Regions from separate parts of the Homo sapiens genome. Here region 1 is linked to region 2. A link is a contact called in ENCODE Hi-C or POLR2A ChIA-PET data. All regions are on one chromosome and are shown on one strand. The core of a region is the stretch at or near the end of the contact, and the rest is flanking DNA. Distances in the headings are between cores, read along the strand shown.

Region 1 (3,181 bases), core at 42-2,541, 5.6 Mb before region 2:
CACCCCACTTCTGTATACATAAACGGCCAAGGTGTGTGCCCGGGCTCTGACTTTTCACTTTGCACGTGGAAAGGGATGAATGATAGGGTCCTGGCGCCTCTGAGAGCCGGATGTGTCACCCGGAGGCCTGGTCCGGGTCCGATGATTGCCCTGGGGTGGGGGTGCGGCTCCTTTAAGAGAGCCCGAGGGCGTGGCCAGGCGGTGCCCCTTGCAGAGGCGGCGGCTCCCGCAGTCCCATTCGTCAAATACTGTGCGCCACCGCCGGCCGGACGTGGTCCTGGGGCCGGGCCAGACTCAGCCACCGCGGGGCCAGCCGAGGCGGGGCTGCAGAGTGCTGCAGCCCCAGGAGTCTTTCTGGCCCTGAACGCCTCAGGTGGACTCCGACCCGGCGGAGCCGCCGTTTACTCTGGGAGCGGCTGCAGAGGGAAGTGTCTGAGAACACTTTTAGAGCAGTAGGGGCCTGGTCTCCGTGGGGGAAGGGTCCGCAGGCATCTTGGTTCTTTAAGGCCCCCGAGGGATGGGGCCGAACATGCAAATGATTTGGACTGAGGGGCCAGGTTCTCGTAAGTTTCCCAGAGGGGCGGGGCCGCAAATGTAAATCACTTGGACTGAGGGCGGGTCCAGGTTCTTTAAAGACGTCCCCTCATGGGCGGGGCACACAGGTATCACCGGGAAAGGGGCGGGGCACCACATGTAAATCACCGGGAAAGGGATGGGACACAGGTAAATCACCCGGAAAGGGGCGGGGCACCACATGTAAATCACCTTAAAACGGACAGGGCACACATGTAAATCACTTGGGGAGAGGCACACACGTAAATCACCCGGAAAGAGGCAGCACAAAAGTATCACTGGGAAAGGGCCAGGGCACGCATGTAAATCACCCGGAACGGGGCGGGACACATGTAAATCACTTGAGAAGGGGAGAGGCACTCGTAAATCACCCGGAAAGGGGCGGGGCATTACATGTAAATTACCCTGAAAGGAGCGGGGAACATATGTAAATCACTTGGGAAGGGGAGAGGCACACATAAAAAAAAAAAAAAATCACCTAAAAGGGGTGGGGCACTCGTAAATCACCAGGAAAGGGGCGGGGCACCACATGTAAATCACCGGGAACGGGGCGGGGCACTACATGTAAATCACCTAAAGGTCGAGGCACACGTAATCATCCCGAAAGGGGCGGGGCATTACATGTAAATCACCCAGAAAGAGGCAGCACACATCAATCACCGGGAAAGGGGCGGGGCCAGGCTCCCAAGAGCTCCGGGAGACCGAGACTGCCGCAGCCTTTACGCAGCTTGCTTTCCTGGCGCTGGGGGAGGGCGCAGCCGGGAAGTCCCAGAGCAGCGGTGTCAGGCTCTCCACCAAGGAGGGACTGGGCCAGAGTCCTCGCGAGGGCACGCGGCGTGGTCCCCAGAGCTAGGCCGGAGCGCGGGCCGCTGACGCCACTGTCGGGTGAGGCTCGGTGCATCCAAGGGGAGCCGCCCTCCGTGCGGGGCGACCTCGTCTGCGCGGCGGGCGTGCCAGTTCCCCGCACCCATGGCAGCGGCCAGAGAGCCGGAGTTGCCGCAGGAAGCCCCCGCCACGGAACCCGCGCCCCCGCCGGCCTGCCGCTTCTTCCTGGAAGGCCGCTGCCGCTTCGGCGCCCGCTGCCGCCAGCCCCACCCTGGGGCGCCGGCGCCGCCTGGCCGCGAGGCGCAGCCGGAGGCCGGGGCCAAGAAGCCGCCGCTGCGCACAGCCGCGGACGTCATCCAGCGCATCCGCTGGGACCCGCGCCTCGACCCCGCCGACTTCTCGGTGGGCTACGTCGACCGCTTTCTGGGTGTGCGCGAGGAGCCCTTCAGCGCCTTTTGCTGGGACCAGCCGCTGGCGGCGCTCGGGCCGGGCGTGCTGGCAGTGCCCCAGCACCGCGTGCGCTTCTTCCGCTTCCGTGGCCGCCTTGTGTGGGACCGCGCCTCGCGCACCGACCTCGTCTTTGGCTCTGGCTCGGCGGCGGGACGCGGGCCCACCATCCTGGACGCACCGAACACCGAGGGCGCCCACGGGGCAGAGGGTGCCGAGTGGACACTGGCGGGGACAGGTCAGGAGGCCCAGGCTGCCCCCAAGCGAGGGAGCACAAGGCCGCTCTGCACAGGGCACCAGGAACCAGGCGTGGAGGAACCCGGAGAGCTGGAGGCGGCCCAGGAGAGGGCGCTGGGCACAGCTGCTGATTTGGGAACACTGGCCCCAAGAGGACGCCTCGCCGGAGTGACTGAGGCACTGAAGCCAACAGCAGCCACCAGGACCACATTGCTGGGGGGCAAGGAAGCACAGGCCCTGGGAGTCCCGGGGGGCTCCGCTGAGACGACAGAAGCCGAGTGGGGTCCTGCGGCCTGGCCCGAGGACAAAAGGGCCCGCCTTAGTGTTGCAGCCCCTTGCCAACCGCGCCCCACACATTTTGTGGCCCTCATGGTGACCGAGCCTGGGCTACAAGCAGAAGTGACCAAGGCCCAGGAATACCTGGTCCACGTGGCCCCACACTGCGCCAACTTCCTAGTGCCCTCTCAGAACCTACACCTGACCCTGGCCCTGCTGCGACTGGCAGGCGCTGGGGAGGAGGCCGCTGCCATTGGAGCTCTGAGACGGGCCCTCTTGGCCCCGGGGCTAAATGCACCCCCTCGGCTGAGCTTTAGAAAGCTGGTCCTCCTGGGCCCGCATGTGCTGTGTGCCCCACCCTCTCCCACACTGGAAAGCATGGCACAAGTGCTGAGCCAGAGGCTGGAAGCCGAGGGGCTGAGTACACTACAGTCTCCAGGGCAGCTGCACCCCCACCTCACCGTGGCCAAGGTGCCCCATGGTTCCCAGGTCCACCTCCCCAAGCTGGAGTTCACCCTCAGCCAGGAAGTGGGGTGCCAGCCCCTGCAGACACTCTGGCTGTGCCGTATAGGGAGGACAGGGGGGCCTTTCCAGCCCCTGGCTGAGATCCCCCTGGAGTGACACCCCCAGACCTCTGGAGGAGACAATGGATGCAAACAGCCCACACAGGAAAGACAAAGCAGGAGCGTGCACGCTCTCTCTTTCTCTCTTTAATTTTGGTTTCTCTCAAGCTTCCAAATGGTGCTCAGTGCTCCAAGGAAAGGAAGGAAGGAAGGAAAAGGAGGGGAGAGGAGGGGAAGGGGAGGCAGAGGAGGAACATCTG
Region 2 (3,314 bases), core at 753-3,252:
TGTCCTCTCCTGGCTGATAGACCCAGGACTTCAAGAAGACACCTGTAGCAGGAGTGGAAGAGGAAGCCTCAGCTTCTCCCTCTTCCTCATCTGATCCAGAGTCACTGTCCTCATCTTCTTCCTCATCTTCCTCTTCCTCTGTGTCCTCTCCTGGCCAATACACCCAGGCCTTCAGGAAGGCACTTGGTGGGGGGATGCAGGGAGGACACTCAGCTTCTCCATCCTTCTCAGCTGCCCCCAAAGCCTTGACCTCACCCTCCTCTTCATCACTGGGTTGGCACCACCAGGACTTGAGCTGGGGCCTCTGGGCTGGGGCTGAGGATTGCGGCCCTGGGGCAGCTTCTCCTTTCCCAGTTTCTTTGTGTGCCTTTTCCTCCTTCTCCTCGGACGCCTCTCCTGAACGATACTCCCAGGACCTGGGGTCGGAGCCTGAAGATCGGGGGGACACGGAGGTCTTCCTGGCTCCTTTACTTCTTTCTGTTCTTTTATCCTCCGTGGCTTGATTCTCTTCCTCCCCTGGGCAAGACACCCAAGTGCTGGGCTTGGATCCTGGAGACAAGGCAGAAGTAGAGGTTCTGTGAGCTTCTTTCTTTACAGCTTCTTCATCGTCCTCCTCCTCCACGGCTGGACAACACTCCCGGTGTGATGGTGGATAAGAGAACTTGTTAACTCCCTCCTCTTCAGCAACTCCCTCTTCCTCGGCTTTCTCCTCCCCTGGGTTCTTATCAGAACCTTGCAGTGTCCTTATCAGAAGGCTGGGAGACAGGGGAGCACGCTGGCCATCTGCAAATTGACTTCCCTGCCCTCTAGGGACACTGGTTGCCTCTCGCTCACCATACATGCCATCATCATCATCCAAAAGTCCCCAGGCTTCAGGAAGGGAACTGCTGGTTTTCAGCCCCAGTGTTTCTCTGTCCTCTCCAGGGCCTCCACTGTCTTCAGCCTCCTCTTCAGGGCGTCTGCCCCAAGGGGTATGGGGGATTGCCAGAGGAGTCCTAGCTTCTCCCTCCAGGCCAGCTTCTACCAGAGCTGCTCCTTTTACTGCTTCCACCAGCCAGGGCTCTAGAGGTCCCAGGCCCCTCAGGCGGCTCCAGGCGCGGCTGAGGAGGCCCATCACTGGGGACAGGAGGAAGAAAGGGTGGGCATCCCTCCACGGGGTAGCCTGATGGGGTGCTTGGCCTGGGGCCATGTGTCTGGGCTGGAAAAGGGGGAGAAAAAAATAAAGTTTAGGGGCCATTTAGAGGATGGCATCCGGGCGTGACTATGAGTCATAGCAACGGAAATAGTAACACAACTATTGTAAATAGCAACGCGAGAGTCCCAAATTCCTTTCTGATCTCGGCCACGCCCATCTCTGTCCCTTGGCTCTGTTCTTATCTCTCAATAGCCAGGAGTCTGAGCCCCTAGTTCTGCCTTAGATCCAAGGGTCCAAGCCCCCAGCCCTCTCTTTCTTCAGACGCAGAACTCCCAGTCCCAAGAACCAAGAACAAAAGTCTTTACTTGCTTCCCTTGGCGACAAAGTCATAGTCCCTAGCTCTCTCATTCTGCTGAAGATTGACAAATCAAACCCTCACACCCTCCTCCCTCGCAGACTGAAACATTCTGACCCGACCCCCTACTTGGCAGATGATTCCTTCACGGGGGACCCAAGAATCTGGCTTCCAGATCCCTCCTCCCTCAGGCTCAGGACTCCAGGCTCCCAACCCCTTCTCCTTTCTAAATCCGGGCCCCCAGCCCCGTGGGGACCCAGGCGTTCCGACCCCTTACTCACCGGCTGGGAGCTGCGCGTCACCCCGGGGGCAGGAGCGCCGGTTCGGTCTGCCAGAAGCGATCACAGGTCCGGACGGTTAGGGAGGCCAGCGCGTTCATCTCACCCTCAGGCGTCGGGCTCCGAGTAACTCAGAGTATCTCCGGCTGCCTCAAGTGCCGTGGCGACAAGCGGGCGCGGGGTCGTGCAGCGTCTTGCATAAGATCAACAACTGGGATGGGAACCGATAAGAGCAACGAACACAATGGCCACTAGGCTTTTATAGCCTACCGCGCCCGGCGTGCTGACGTCACGAAGAGAGGCGGGGTTTCGAGACCGCAACCCGAAGGGTGGGAAGTGGAAGTAAGACAGGACTTCTCGCGGAGATTCCAGCTTTTGCAACGTCACGGCGGAGTTTCCGAGCGTGACCACGCCCCTCCAACAAACGAACTGTCAATCAAATGCGTGGCCCTGCTTCAACAGCGAGCCAGTTCTCTCTCAGCTCAGGGTCAATGCCTTCCCACCCCAATTTATTTATTTATTTAGTTAGTTATTTTGAGGCGGAGTTTTGCTCTTGTTGCTCAGGCTGGAATGCAAAGGGGCGATCTCGGCTCACCGCAACCTCCGCCTTCGGGGTTCAAGCGATTCTCCTGCCTCAGCATCCCGAGTATCTGGGATTGCAGGCATGTGCCGCCACGCCCGGCTAATTTTGTATTTGTTTAGTAGAGACGTAGTTTCTCCATGTTGGTCAGGCTGGTCTGGAACTCCCGACGTCAGGGGATCCTCCCGCCTTGGCCTCCCAAAGTGCTGGGATTGCAGGCATGTGCCGCCACGCCCGGCTAATTTTGTATTTGTTTAGTAGAGACGTAGTTTCTCCATGTTGGTCAGGCTGGTCTGGAACTCCCGACGTCAGGGGATCCTCCCGCCTTGGCCTCCCAAAGTGCTGGGATTACAGGCGTGAGTCACCGCGCCCGGCCTATTTATTTATTTATTTATTCATTATTTATTTTTCTGAGACGGGATTTCACCATGTTTGCTAGGCTGGTCTCGAACTCCTGACCTCAGGTGTTCTGCCTGCCTTGGCCTCCCAAAGTGCTGGGATTGCAGGCGTGAGCCACCACTCCAGGCCTATTTATTTATTTGTTATTTTTTATTTTTTTATTTTTTTTTGAGATGGAGTCTCGCTCTGTCACCGAGGCTGGAGTGCAATGGCGTGATCTCGGCTCACTGCAACCTCCATCTTCCGGGTTCAAGCGATTCTCCCTCTTCAGCCTCCGAGTAGCTGGGATTACAGGCACGCACTACCACACTCAGCTAATTTTTTGTATTTTTAGTAGAGACAGTGTTTCGCCATGTTGCCCAGGCTGTTCTCGAACTCCTGAGCTCAGGCAGTCTGCCTGCCTCGGCTTCCCAAAGTGTTAGGATTATAGGCGTGAGCTACTGCACCCAGCCTATTTATTTTTTGAGTAGGCGTCTCACTCTGTCGCCCAGGCTGGAGTTCAGTGGCGCCATCTCGGTTCACTGCAACCTCCACCTCCTGGGTTCCAGCGATTCTCCTGCCTGAGCC

The links. A loop is a pair of places that touch in the nucleus more often than their neighbours do. ChIA-PET counts read pairs that join two places held with the same protein, here RNA polymerase II (POLR2A).
Region 1: a map of CD8-positive, alpha-beta T cell shows a loop between it and region 2 (16-fold over the local background). The contact joins the promoter of LENG9 here to the promoter of PPP1R15A in region 2. A Hi-C loop is called at or near these places in 1 of 168 maps with a recorded cell type or tissue (CD8-positive, alpha-beta T cell). POLR2A ChIA-PET finds 5 or more read pairs at or near these places in 1 of 52 experiments (H1).

Annotation. Positions count from the first base shown.
Region 1 is chr19:54,461,888-54,465,068 of GRCh38, reverse strand. It overlaps LENG9 (leukocyte receptor cluster member 9), which reads left to right and starts at 1,291. Exons shown (of 1, transcript NM_001301782.2): 1 at 1,291-3,181. The coding sequence starts at 1,543. The coding sequence ends at 2,979. CDC42EP5 (CDC42 effector protein 5) reads left to right here. Exons shown (of 3, transcript NM_145057.4): 3 at 1-43. LENG8 (leukocyte receptor cluster member 8) reads right to left here. Exons shown (of 16, transcript NM_052925.4): 16 at 3,053-3,181.
Region 2 is chr19:48,871,109-48,874,422 of GRCh38, reverse strand. It overlaps PPP1R15A (protein phosphatase 1 regulatory subunit 15A), which reads right to left and starts at 2,002. Exons shown (of 3, transcript NM_014330.5): 1 at 1,772-2,002; 2 at 1-1,198. The coding sequence starts at 1,189. RefSeq lists cis regulatory regions at 1-55, 435-935, 1,095-1,595, 1,782-2,355 and enhancers at 715-764, 609-1,219, 1,145-1,234, 1,895-2,004, 2,115-2,174 and 3 more.